2 separate regions of the Homo sapiens genome follow, and region 2 is linked to region 1. Evidence: chromatin loops called from intact Hi-C (ENCODE). Cell type or tissue: heart right ventricle. All regions are shown on one strand. Each heading gives the region's core, and the rest is flanking DNA. Links, peaks and the distances in the headings are about the cores only.

Region 1 (4,860 bases), core at 861-4,860:
ACAGTGGGGAATAACTTCTCCTCCCGCACCTCCTCCAAGCTTCTAACAACACTCATGGCACACAATACAGAGGAGACTGCCATAAAAATGACTTAAAATGTGCCCTTTTGAGGTAAAGTAACTATGGGACAAGTGACTATAAAAATGACACAGCTGGGGAGATCCAAATCTATTCCTGCTCAGCAAGTTTCCAGATTAAAATGTGTCTGCTTACCTAGTCAAGATTTGGTTTTGTGCTGTTTTGTGTTTAAATTTTCCTTTCATATAGATGCTAGCATGTTCTTCTTAAAATAAAACACTTGTCCACCTCACTCCCCTCTCTGGGGAGACCCCTTGGTGGTCAGAGCCCACTGCCAGTTCCATGGAAGTCCCAGGCAGGGGCAAGAGGGGACCTCTGTGGGAAGCAGTCTGACGGCCGCAGCAATGGCCAAGCCCAAGGGCCGAGACCGCCTGCTCAAGAGAAAGGCGGGCTGCGCTGTCCCTGCTTCCTCTCTCCCCTTCCATTCCCATCCTCTTCCTTCTCTCAGCCTCCCCACCCTAGCCCCACTGCCAGCCAGGTGAACACTCCAAAGCAGCAGATAATTAATGCCGGATCTCCCAGGTCCCCAGAGGTCCCCAGTCTTCTTGTGAAAGAAGGCAAAAAACATGCTCAATTCCTTGTCGGCCAGCCAGTACCAAGCCATTCCCAGCCCCAGCATGAGACTGCAAACGTTACAAGGCAATTCCCCAGAGCCAGCGGGGCACGCGGCAGGCAGTGCAGGGCTGTCATCTGCAGACTCCATTATTAAAGGTCTCTGGAAACATTTCAGCTGAGGGGTGGAGGGAGGGAGCATGAAAAGGAGTATAAGTCTCTGTTGATTTTTGAGTGCCCAGGCCCTGCAAACGCCATTCTTCAGACTCTGCTGCAGCGGAGGTCTCATGGTTATCATAGTACATAATGAAAATTAAAGATGCTCAGGGTTAGAAAAACTCAGTTTCATTTCGAATCTAAAATCTTTCAGAGCTTTCTTTCAGGAAGTCCAGATAATTAAACTGATTTTAAGTTGCACTGTTTATAAAATCCTAGATCTACAGAAAATACAAATTCTGGCCAATCCTGTCTAAGCACGATGGGTTTCCAAGTTTCCATTTATATCACATGAGAAGATTCCAAAGCAGGCCTTGAAGGCATTGGCGCTGTAACTGCATTTAATACTTAGCCCAGTTTAAACACCCCATGACGTCAGTTCTCCCCGATCCCTGAAGAGCTCACCAGCAGACAGGCAACTTCCAGACGGAGGGAGGACAATGAGGGTCCGAAGGGCTGTAACCCCCAATGCCAGAGCCGGGGAGCGGGGACTTAGAGCTCAGCTCTTCTCCTTCTCAGGTGGGGGAACAAAGGCCCCAAGGTGGCAGAGCTGGGACTAGTATCTAGGGCTTGGGACTCTGAGGCTCCCTGTATTGTTACAGTAGGTAGCTAGTCAGACATGAGCAGGGCAGGAGAGGGCTCCACCACCACCAGGAATGTCAGGCGACCATCAGCTGATGGTCAGGCAGTTGTCAACCGTCTCTCTAAAATGATAATTGGATGCAGCCAGCGCCAGGGAAAGGGAGGGTCCCAGTAGATAGAAAGAACCTGGAACTGACGACCAGCAGCTTCCTGGTAAGATTTCAGGAGTTGGGCACGTGGGCTCAAGCATGTGCACTAGGAGGCAAAACGGTGGCACTAGGAGGCATGTGCACTAGGAGGCAAAACCCTCCTCTAGGAAGGCTGGACTGGTAAGGGAAGAAACCAGGAAATAAATCACAGAAACAAACCATCTGGTAAAGAAAACACAAAGAGGAATGAAGATTAAGGGAGGGAGAGAGGGAGGGAGGGGAAATGCTCTTTAATGAGGGTCTCTCTCGCAACAGAAACTTCCACTGTTACTTCATTTGAGTTCTCCAGGGAGCGCGTGCACAACCTCGGTAAACACACTGCGCTCCCTCCCAAGGGCTTGCAGGCCACCCTCAGGGAAGAACCGGGGGAGGAGTAACGCAAACCCCAGAACCACGCCAATGTACAAAACCCCAAGTCAAAAGTCACACAGCACGTTTGATCTCCAAGTCACCCACTGGCCCTCTCCCAAGTGTACTTTATTTCCTTTCATTCCGGTCTAAAGCTTTTTAATAAACTTTCTCTCCTGCTCTAAAACTTGCCTTGGTCTCTCACTCTGCCTGAGGCCCCTCAAATTCTTTCTTCTGAAGAGGCAGGAAGTGAGGGTGCTACGGACCCATATGGATTCACTGCTGCGACCACTATCACCTCCCTCTGTTGGACCAAGGACCCCAGCAGATCTTCCTGGTATGAAGGGGAGGGAAGAAGGTGGGGAGTCTTCTACAGTTAAGATGGCAGGTGTCTGCCCAAACCCTCTCAAGTCGCCAACCCCTGACCTCAGAGGAAGAGGCCTACCCAGTGACTCTGGGGCCACACGTGAGAGGATTATATAAGGGAGAAAAGTCCACACGGCCCAAGGAGTTATCAGCTCATTTAGGGGCCTTGCAGGAATTTCCTGTTATGTGATCTGGGTCATGCAAATAGCCACAACCGAGCTGAAGCTGCCTCTTCACCCCCTCTTTCTGAGGGGAAACACAGGCTCTTGACTCACTAGTTGCCTGTACTCTGCAGCTCTCCAACGACTGGGCCTCCCTCCAGGAAGGTCGGCAGGGAGCCAGCATCACGGTGTGCACTGAGAACAAAGAGCGGGGCATGCCTGCGGGACAGCAAAATCCCAGCCCTTTCCGAACAAACTCGGCAGCTCTGCTCTGGGTGTGCTATCGCTCTACCCGCTGGAGAAACAGCCAGCAACATGAAACTCTCCAGGCCCAGGGCCACAGGCCTGGTTTATTGTAATCAAAACCCGCTTCAGCTGTTCCTTTCCTTTTTTTTTTTTTTAATTACAAGATGTAGAACAAGAACACACAAAAAAGTGCATGCAAACATGAAGCTAAGCTAAGTGGGGAACTGAGACCTTGCAGCTCTCCAGAGCCAACCCACCCCCACGCCCCCCACCGCCTGCCACGCCGGCTTTGGGAAGCATCACCCCCCTTCTCCTTTCCCATTCTCCGCACCTGCACATGTGCATCCCTAAAGGTTCCAGTTTGGTTTCGCTCTCGTCGCATGGAGCCGTTCCCTTTTTTGCTGTTGCTGTATAGCACTCAACTGAATGAATGCGTTTTATTTATCCATTCTGCTAAGTAGCAAATTTGAGTCGTTTTCAGTTTTGGCTACTACAAATAACGCTACAGTGAATATTCCAGAATGGTTCTCAGTCCTGGAGTTTCTCCATGACACAGGCTTGACAATCAAATGCAGCATCATGCGGAATGCGCTTCTTCGTGCTGACTACTGATGCCAGTCTGTGTTCTGACGTCTTCCCTCCCTACAAGACCACCAATCCACCCACTCTGCTAATAGAGAATGGGGGTCACTGGTGACTCACAGGCCAAGAAAGCCCAGCTGGTCAGTAGAAGGGAAGTTAAATCTTCCTCCGTAAGGCAAAGCCCAAGATTTTAAAATTCTGAGCTTAACCAGATCCAACAACCAGAACAACTGGGCTTTTCAGAAGAAAAAGGCCACAAACTCCAACAAAATAATGAGGTAGCACCTACGGCTTGGGATAGACCCACCTGCCCATACAATCAACTGTAAGCAATAAGTACCAATGTGTTCCCAAGATACTAAGTGCAGAAGGATCGGACGCCACTAAATCCCAATCTGTCACGGCTGGCAGAAGAGAGAGGGTGAAGGGTGGGGAGGGGTCGTGGAGGCGGCCCCCCTGCAGTCATGACGCACCTGTAAACTGGCTGCATCTCCCGGGCTATGCCGATGATGGCGCCTGGCAGGAAACTGTCAAATTCCTCAAACAACTCCCGGATGTTGGTCTTAAACTTCAGGTCTAGGTCCAGCTGAATGATCTGCAGGATCTCTGCGGGAAAGAGAAAAGGACAATGAGACACAGGTACACCTCCTGGGAGGCTCGGCCACGGACAGAAAATGAAGTGGAGGGCAGAGAAAAGGGCACTGGACTCTTACTGTTGTCAGTGAATGATGCACAGTTACCGCTGGAACAAAAGGCCTTTCATCTACCAGCAACCCCTCCACACTATTAGTCTTCACAAACGACTACCCGTGTCTTTTCTTCCAACTGCAGACATCCATTTTGCTTAAAACTAGGCGACCACACGCTCCAGTGTCGGCCTGCTGTCCTGATGTAACTGTTAACCGTGCACCATTTCACTCTCAAAAGTATCTCATTTGGATGATACCTTATGTGGACACCCTGCTTCCCTACATAAAACTCAAAGCGGGCCGGGCACAGTGGCTCACATCTGTAATCCCAGCATTTTGGGAGGCCGAGGCGGGTAGATCACGAGGTCAGGAGTTTGAGACCAGCCTGACCAACATTGTGAAACCCTGTCTCTACTAAAAATACAAAAATTAGCTGGGCGTGGTGGCAGGTGCCTGTAATTCCAGCTAGTCAGTAGGCTGAGGCAGGAGAATTGCTTGAACCCAGGAGGCAGAGGTTGCAGTGAGCTGAGATCGCGCCACTGCACTCCAGCCTGGGCAACAGAGCAAGGCGCCATCTCAAAAAAAAAAAAAAAAAAAAAAAACCCTCAAAGCATCCAGGTGTTTCCTCTTTGGAGCACAGGTGATAAATAACCCACACAAGAGAGAAGTAAAAAACATTATGGTCTCAGGCCTTTATCAGTGCGTTCTGCAAACCCAGATGTGTGTCAAGTGAAGATGCTGACCAGAGCGAAACGGCTGAATGATCTCAGATACCACAGTGTTTTTAATCCACTGCCTAAAAGACAGGATGAGCCCAGATTCTTCAATGT
Region 2 (5,850 bases), core at 1,077-5,076, 72 kb after region 1:
GCCGAGGCGGGCGGATCATCTGAGGTCAGGAGTTTGAGACCAGCCTGACCAACATGGAGAAACTCCGTCTCTACTAAAAATACAAAACTAGCCAGGCGTGGTGGCACATGCCTGTAATCCCAGCTACTCGAGAGGCTGAGGCAGGAGACTCGCTTGAACCCAGGAGGCAGAGGTTGCAGTGAGCCGAGATTGCTAAACCACTGCACTCCAACCTGGGCAACAAGAGCAAAACTCCGCCTAAAAATAAAAAAGAATTGCTGGAAGCACATTATCACTCCCCTGAAGAACCCCTGAAAAGACTGTGTGTTTGGGTCGGCTGGAGGCACATCTAAAATAACTCCTTCCCCACCTCCTGATGCATGCCCCTCAGAGGGTGGGGCCCACACCTGGAGGGACACCAATGATGCGTCCATTTACTGCATCGACTGCAAAGCTCTAGCCAGAGCCTTTTCTCTGCAGACATCACTGCCCCCCTGAGCTATGCCAGGCTCTTGGACAGGGCTAAGTCAGAGAGGGCCAGAGCACCTTCCTGGCATAATTCTCACCCTCTCCCAGAGCTTAGGAGCTCCCTAACTCTTGTCATCGGTCCCTGCACAATTCATTGCCTGGCTGTCCTATAGCTGGAGGCAGAAGAATTTTCTCTTCCCTGACAAACCACGAGGAGCTGTATTTCACCTCCTGCTGGGTACTCCACAGCATAACCCAGCCCAGAGTTGAGCACGCAATGGGCAGGAACCTGACAGCTGACAGAGGGAAAGAGGCAGGAGGGAGGGAGGTGAAGGGAGGGCAGGCGTGCCTCCCCCTGGCTCCCTAGAACTACAGAAACCCCTAGCGGGGATTCCTGCAAGCCCTGGGCTCTTCAGAATGCAAGTTGAAACAGCTCACTGCCGCAGCCCCTCATTTCACAGGTGGGGAAACTGGTGAGGCCAAGAGAGACAAAGTGGCTCAGCCCTAGGCACATACGTGGCTAATGGCGGAGCTGTGAGCAACACCTCCATCTGTCTGCCCTCTAGAATCTAGAACAGAACCACGTCCTTCTCAAGTCTGAGCCACCCACAGCTCCTGTACTGGGCTGTCCAGAGAGGTCATGTATGGGGCACCTGATGGGGTAGAAGTAACTATTTGGAGAAGCAGCTTCCAACCCTGGCTCTGCCACTTAAAAGGCTGTATAACCCTGGGCAGGTCTTGCAACTCCTCAGCTTCACCTGTAACCCCACAGGATGGGTAGAAGGGTTGGTGAGCTGACAGAGCTGCACCTGGGTCACTGCAAAGGCTCACCAATGCTAGATCTTCACCCTAGGCCCTGTCGGTGAGCTCGTCTCCTCTCTTCTTCAGACTCCTGCCCAGTGGAGCCCCCTGAGCCCTTGCCTCACAACAAAGAGGACACTCAGAGGCCTCCAGAGTGCTGGAACTTGCCTGCAAAGTCCCAGCCAGAATGGATGGGCTTGCTTTTCCCTGTGGCAGGACAACCTCCCAACAGGAACCGAGCTTCAACTCTCAACTCCTGAGTCTCTGGTTCACCAAGCACCTTCTTTTTCACTTCTGGTCTGCTGGGCTGGAGGAGCAGGCCTCCACCATATGGCCCACTGTCCCCTGGGCTACCAGGACCTGCCTGGTCTGGAAACTGCTGGAAAACTCATCCAGCCACAGTTCAGATAACTGCTACCCTAAGGCCCCAAACACCCCTTCTCACCATTAAGAGGCTCAGGACATGGTTCACCATGGCCAGAAACTGGTTGATATGGTTTGGCTGTGTCCCCACCCAAATCTCATCTTGAATTGTAGTTCCCATAATCCCCACATGTGGTGGGGGGGACCTGGTGGGGGGTAATTTAATCATGGGGGGCAGTTATCCTCATGCTGTTCTCATGCTAGTGAGTGAGTTCTCTGAGATCCAACGGTTTTATAAGGGGCTTTTCCCCCTTTTCCTTGGCACTTCTCCTTGGTGTCGGCATGTGAAGAAGGACGTATTTGCTTCCCCTTCCATGACTGTAAGTTTCCTGAGGCCTCCCCAGCCATGCTGAACTGTCTATTAAACCTCTTTCCTTTATAAATCACCCAGTCTCAGGTATGTCTTTATGAACAGCGTGAGAACAGATTAATACACTGGTCAATATCCAGGGCTCCAGAACCCATTAAGGATCACTGTAGGGAGATCCTAGAAACCAGACACACTCTAGGAGTTAGACCCTCCAAGGCTTCCAGTCCAAGCATGACCAGACCTGCCAGAAATTCCACATAAGCTGGACCTATCACACACTGGATGATGCATCTCTCTTTCCTGGAGACAGACGCCCAGAAAATCCTTCTAATTGCGCATCAGAGTTTCTTCAGAAGTTCTACATGGTCGTAATTTGCACCTCTCACATCTAGATTTGCTATTTTAAAATCAGATAAATACAGATTCAAACTAGAAAGAACAAGAGCATAAATTTGGATGGAGGATCATCTAATCCAACCCACCATTTTTCAGATGAGCAAACAAAGTATGGGGGTTGAGCAGTGGGGAAAGAAGGGGGCGAGTGCAAGGGGCAGAGTCCAGACCAGAGCCCAGAGACCCCCTGTGTCCTCATAAATGGACCCCGGGAGCTATGCAACCAAGGCCCTGCCCTTGATTCTTGGTGTAGGAAGCTCGGTGGTACAAAGGGCTTGGTCTGGCTCCCTCGTCCACTCTTTCATGTTCAGTGGAGCTATTCTCCCTGATACAGGGCCTGGGCAGTGTTGGAACCAGGGAAATGGATGCAAAAGTCAGACACCCAGGGGCTATTGCTCCTGGAAGCCCAGGTTACCTTTGGGCATGATCTGATGCATGGCGACCGAGAGGAAGAAGATGGAGTCACTGTAGTAGGTTCCCAAGCCAGCACTGAAGTGCTTCTGCATGGCCTCCACGATGGGGAAGAGCTTATCCGTCAGCACAGCAACATCGTGGAAGATGACCTGCAGCAGGTGCAAAAAAAACCAAGGCTCAGCAAACCAGTTCTCACTGCAAGCTCAACACCCAACAAGCACCTGGGCCCACAGAGGCAGAGGCAGACAGTGCCTCTCCAGGGTCCACAAGCAGGGGATGGGGCTAGGGGTAGCAACGGAGAGTTAAGGAAACGAGAAACAACCAGGAGTCAGAATTGAGGCCGCACTAAGGAGATGGGGACACTGTGTGAGGGGTGGCATGCAGGCATGCATGTACGGGCTGTGCAGTGGAAGAGAAGTGGGAGGACAGGAAATGGAAACAGCCCCTAGTCTGCTTCCTGCTTTTGAACATGAAGCTGGGCCCCCCTGAAGGTAGCTCTGTGCCCAGCGACTGGAAACCACGTGAGAGTGTGTGATCCTCATCACATTGCATGGCTAACACTGCTCCAGGCATCGCCACCTCCTGGTGGCCACTGCATCTGTTCCATAGGCCAGTCCGATGCTCCAGCTCTACCTCCCTCATCCAACAGTGTGAACAAGGAGAGGGTCTGGCCACTGGAAAATGGAACCCGGAAACTGCTCTGTGCTGCAGTAAACTCACACTCAACTAGCATTTCTTGAGTATCACTGACACTCTGGAGGCACTGTGAGAAGTATAAGGAATAACCAGGTACACTTTCCTCAAAGCACTTAGAAGTCCAGAGGTATAATCAGCTACGGCAGAGCTTTGCAATTTATGAAACACTCTCACATACCCACACTGATCCCCACGACAACCTAGGGCTTCTGTGAGGCAGACATCACTATTATAGCCTCCAAATTACAAATAAGGACGCAGACACTCAGACAGGTTACACTTGCAGCAAGTCACACAGATAATAAATGCAGAGTCAGAACTTGACCCTGGCCTCCAGATTCTCAGCCCCACACTCTTTCCACCATAAACGCATCCTCATTCCTTAACAGCAACCAACAAAGGATGAAGACATCAGCTCAACCCGCGATTAGAGCAGACAAGAGTACTAACGCGATCCTGAGTTGGGTTTCCTTGTCTAACTCTACTCCAGAAGATGAGAAGTATGGCCCATGCGCAGCCCCAGCTTCACATGTGATACCAGATGACCATGTACTGGTCCCACAGGTCTTGCAAGTTTTTCCTGTTGTTCCATGTGCCCCCACAGGATCTAGATCCTTCTACGACACACAGGAGGCACTCAAGCCAGAAGGCTGGGTGTTCCTCCACCTTCTTCCTCAGTGCTCCTAAGAGTTCTGCAAGCGCCACCTCCCGCCACCATCTTCTCTGGTATGTGACAGGACAAGCCTGCCACACTGCATCCTAGCTGCTCAATCACCACCTCATCAACTCCGAAGAGCCCACCTGAACAGGTGCCAGCAGCAAAAGGCAAAGCCACGTGAACCCCTGACTGCCCTGTTTACACTGTCACTTGCCCTGCCAGACAGTGGCAAGTGGTGCCCTTGAAGCTCTCCAATAGGCGGGCTCCACTCCATCACTCACCTTTCCCCTTTCCCTCCACCTGCCCTTCCAGTCTCAGGGTGCTGCCTGCACTACCTGCACTTCCAGAGCCATCGGTGGTCGTGGCCCTGTAAACCACCGTCTGCTCTTCCCTACTGTTGGTTCTGCTTTTGGCCTATATTTCACTTTTTTTTTTTTTTTTTTTTTTGAGATGGAGTCTCACTCTGTCAACCGAGGCTGGAGTACAGGGGTGCAATCTGGGCTCACTGACACCGCCTCCCGGGTTCAAGCGATTCTCCTGCCTCAGCCTCCCAAGTATCTGGGACTACAGACGCCCGCCACCACCCCCAGCTAATTTTTTGTATTTTTAGTAGAGATGGGGTTTCACCATGTTAGCCAGGATGGTCTCGATCTCCTGACCTCGTGATGCGCCCGCCTCGGCCTCCCAAAGTGCTGGGATTACAGGCATGATCCACCACACCCGGCCTATTTCCCTTATTTCTTCTATATGTATCTCTTTTTTTTTTTCGAGACAGAGTTTCACTCTTGTTGCCCAGGCTGGAGTGCAGTGGCGTGATCTCGGCTCACTGTAACCTCTGCTTCCCAGGTTCAAGTGATTCTCCTGCCTGAGCCTCCCAAATAGCTGGGATTACAGGCGCCCACCACCATGCCTGGCTAATTCTTCTACTTTTAGTAGAGACAGGGTTTCACCATGTTGGCTAGGCTGGTCTCGAACTCCTGACCTCAGGTGATCCACCCACCTCAGCCTCCCAAAGTGTTGGATTACAGGTATGAGCCACCGCGCCCGGCCTGTATCTCTTACATAGCTTATTTCTCTTATATTTCTTTTTAACCTATATCTCTCTTAGTTCACCTTTCCTTTTATTCTTGGGTCTCTTTTAATTTCTAAAACACTATTAAATTTAGAAAAACTTTGTTACTATTTTTTTATTTTTAATTTTTGTGGATAGAGTATGTATATATATTTATGGAGTATATGAGATATTTTCATACAAGCATACAATGCATAATAATCATATCAAGGTAAATGAGGTATCCATCACCTCAAGCATTTATCCTTTGTGTTACAAACAATCCAATTATTTTAGTTATTTGAAAATGTGTAATTAAACTACTTTTTACTGTAGTCATCCTATTGTGCTAGCAAATACTAGGTCTTACTCACCCTTTGCCAATATTTTTTGTATCCATTAACCATCTCCTCCTCCCCCAACTCACTCCACTACTTTTCCCAGCCTCTGATAACCATCATTCTAATCTCCATCTCCACGAGTTTAACTGTTTTAATTTCTACCTCCCACAAATAAGAACATGCAAAGTTTGTCTTTCTGTGCCTGGCTTATGCCACTTAACAAAACGATCTCCGGTTCCATCACTGTTGTTGCAAATGACAGGATCTCATTCTTATTTATGGCTGAATAGTACTCCATTTTGTATATGTACTGTTT

The links. A loop is a pair of places that touch in the nucleus more often than their neighbours do. Peaks named below come from ENCODE experiments on the same cell type or tissue, not always from the same donor. Only the 100,000 strongest peaks of a DNase experiment are listed, where the experiment ranks them.
Region 2: a loop joins it to region 1, with 2.4 times the contacts of the local background. A loop is called at or near these places in 10 of 110 quality-filtered maps.

What each region holds. Positions count from the first base shown.
Region 1 is chr3:195,152,635-195,157,494 of GRCh38, forward strand. XXYLT1 (xyloside xylosyltransferase 1) reads right to left here. Exons shown (of 4, transcript NM_152531.5): 3 at 3,815-3,947. XXYLT1-AS2 (XXYLT1 antisense RNA 2) reads left to right here. Exons shown (of 2, transcript NR_102711.1): 2 at 1-222. Among named protein-coding and RNA genes, the nearest start is that of XXYLT1-AS2, 7.2 kb to the left of the region's middle. RefSeq lists enhancers at 1-569, 570-1,210, 2,648-2,787. In heart right ventricle, for the core only: no CTCF peak of the experiment used is centred there; a DNase peak (open chromatin) is centred at 2,687; H3K27ac peaks cover 3,745 bases.
Region 2 is chr3:195,223,920-195,229,769 of GRCh38, forward strand. It overlaps XXYLT1 (xyloside xylosyltransferase 1), which reads right to left. Exons shown (of 4, transcript NM_152531.5): 2 at 2,790-2,937. Among named protein-coding and RNA genes, the nearest start is that of XXYLT1, 44 kb to the right of the region's middle. RefSeq lists an enhancer at 2,457-3,051. In heart right ventricle, for the core only: a CTCF peak has its summit at 3,357 (motif pointing left); a DNase peak (open chromatin) is centred at 3,252.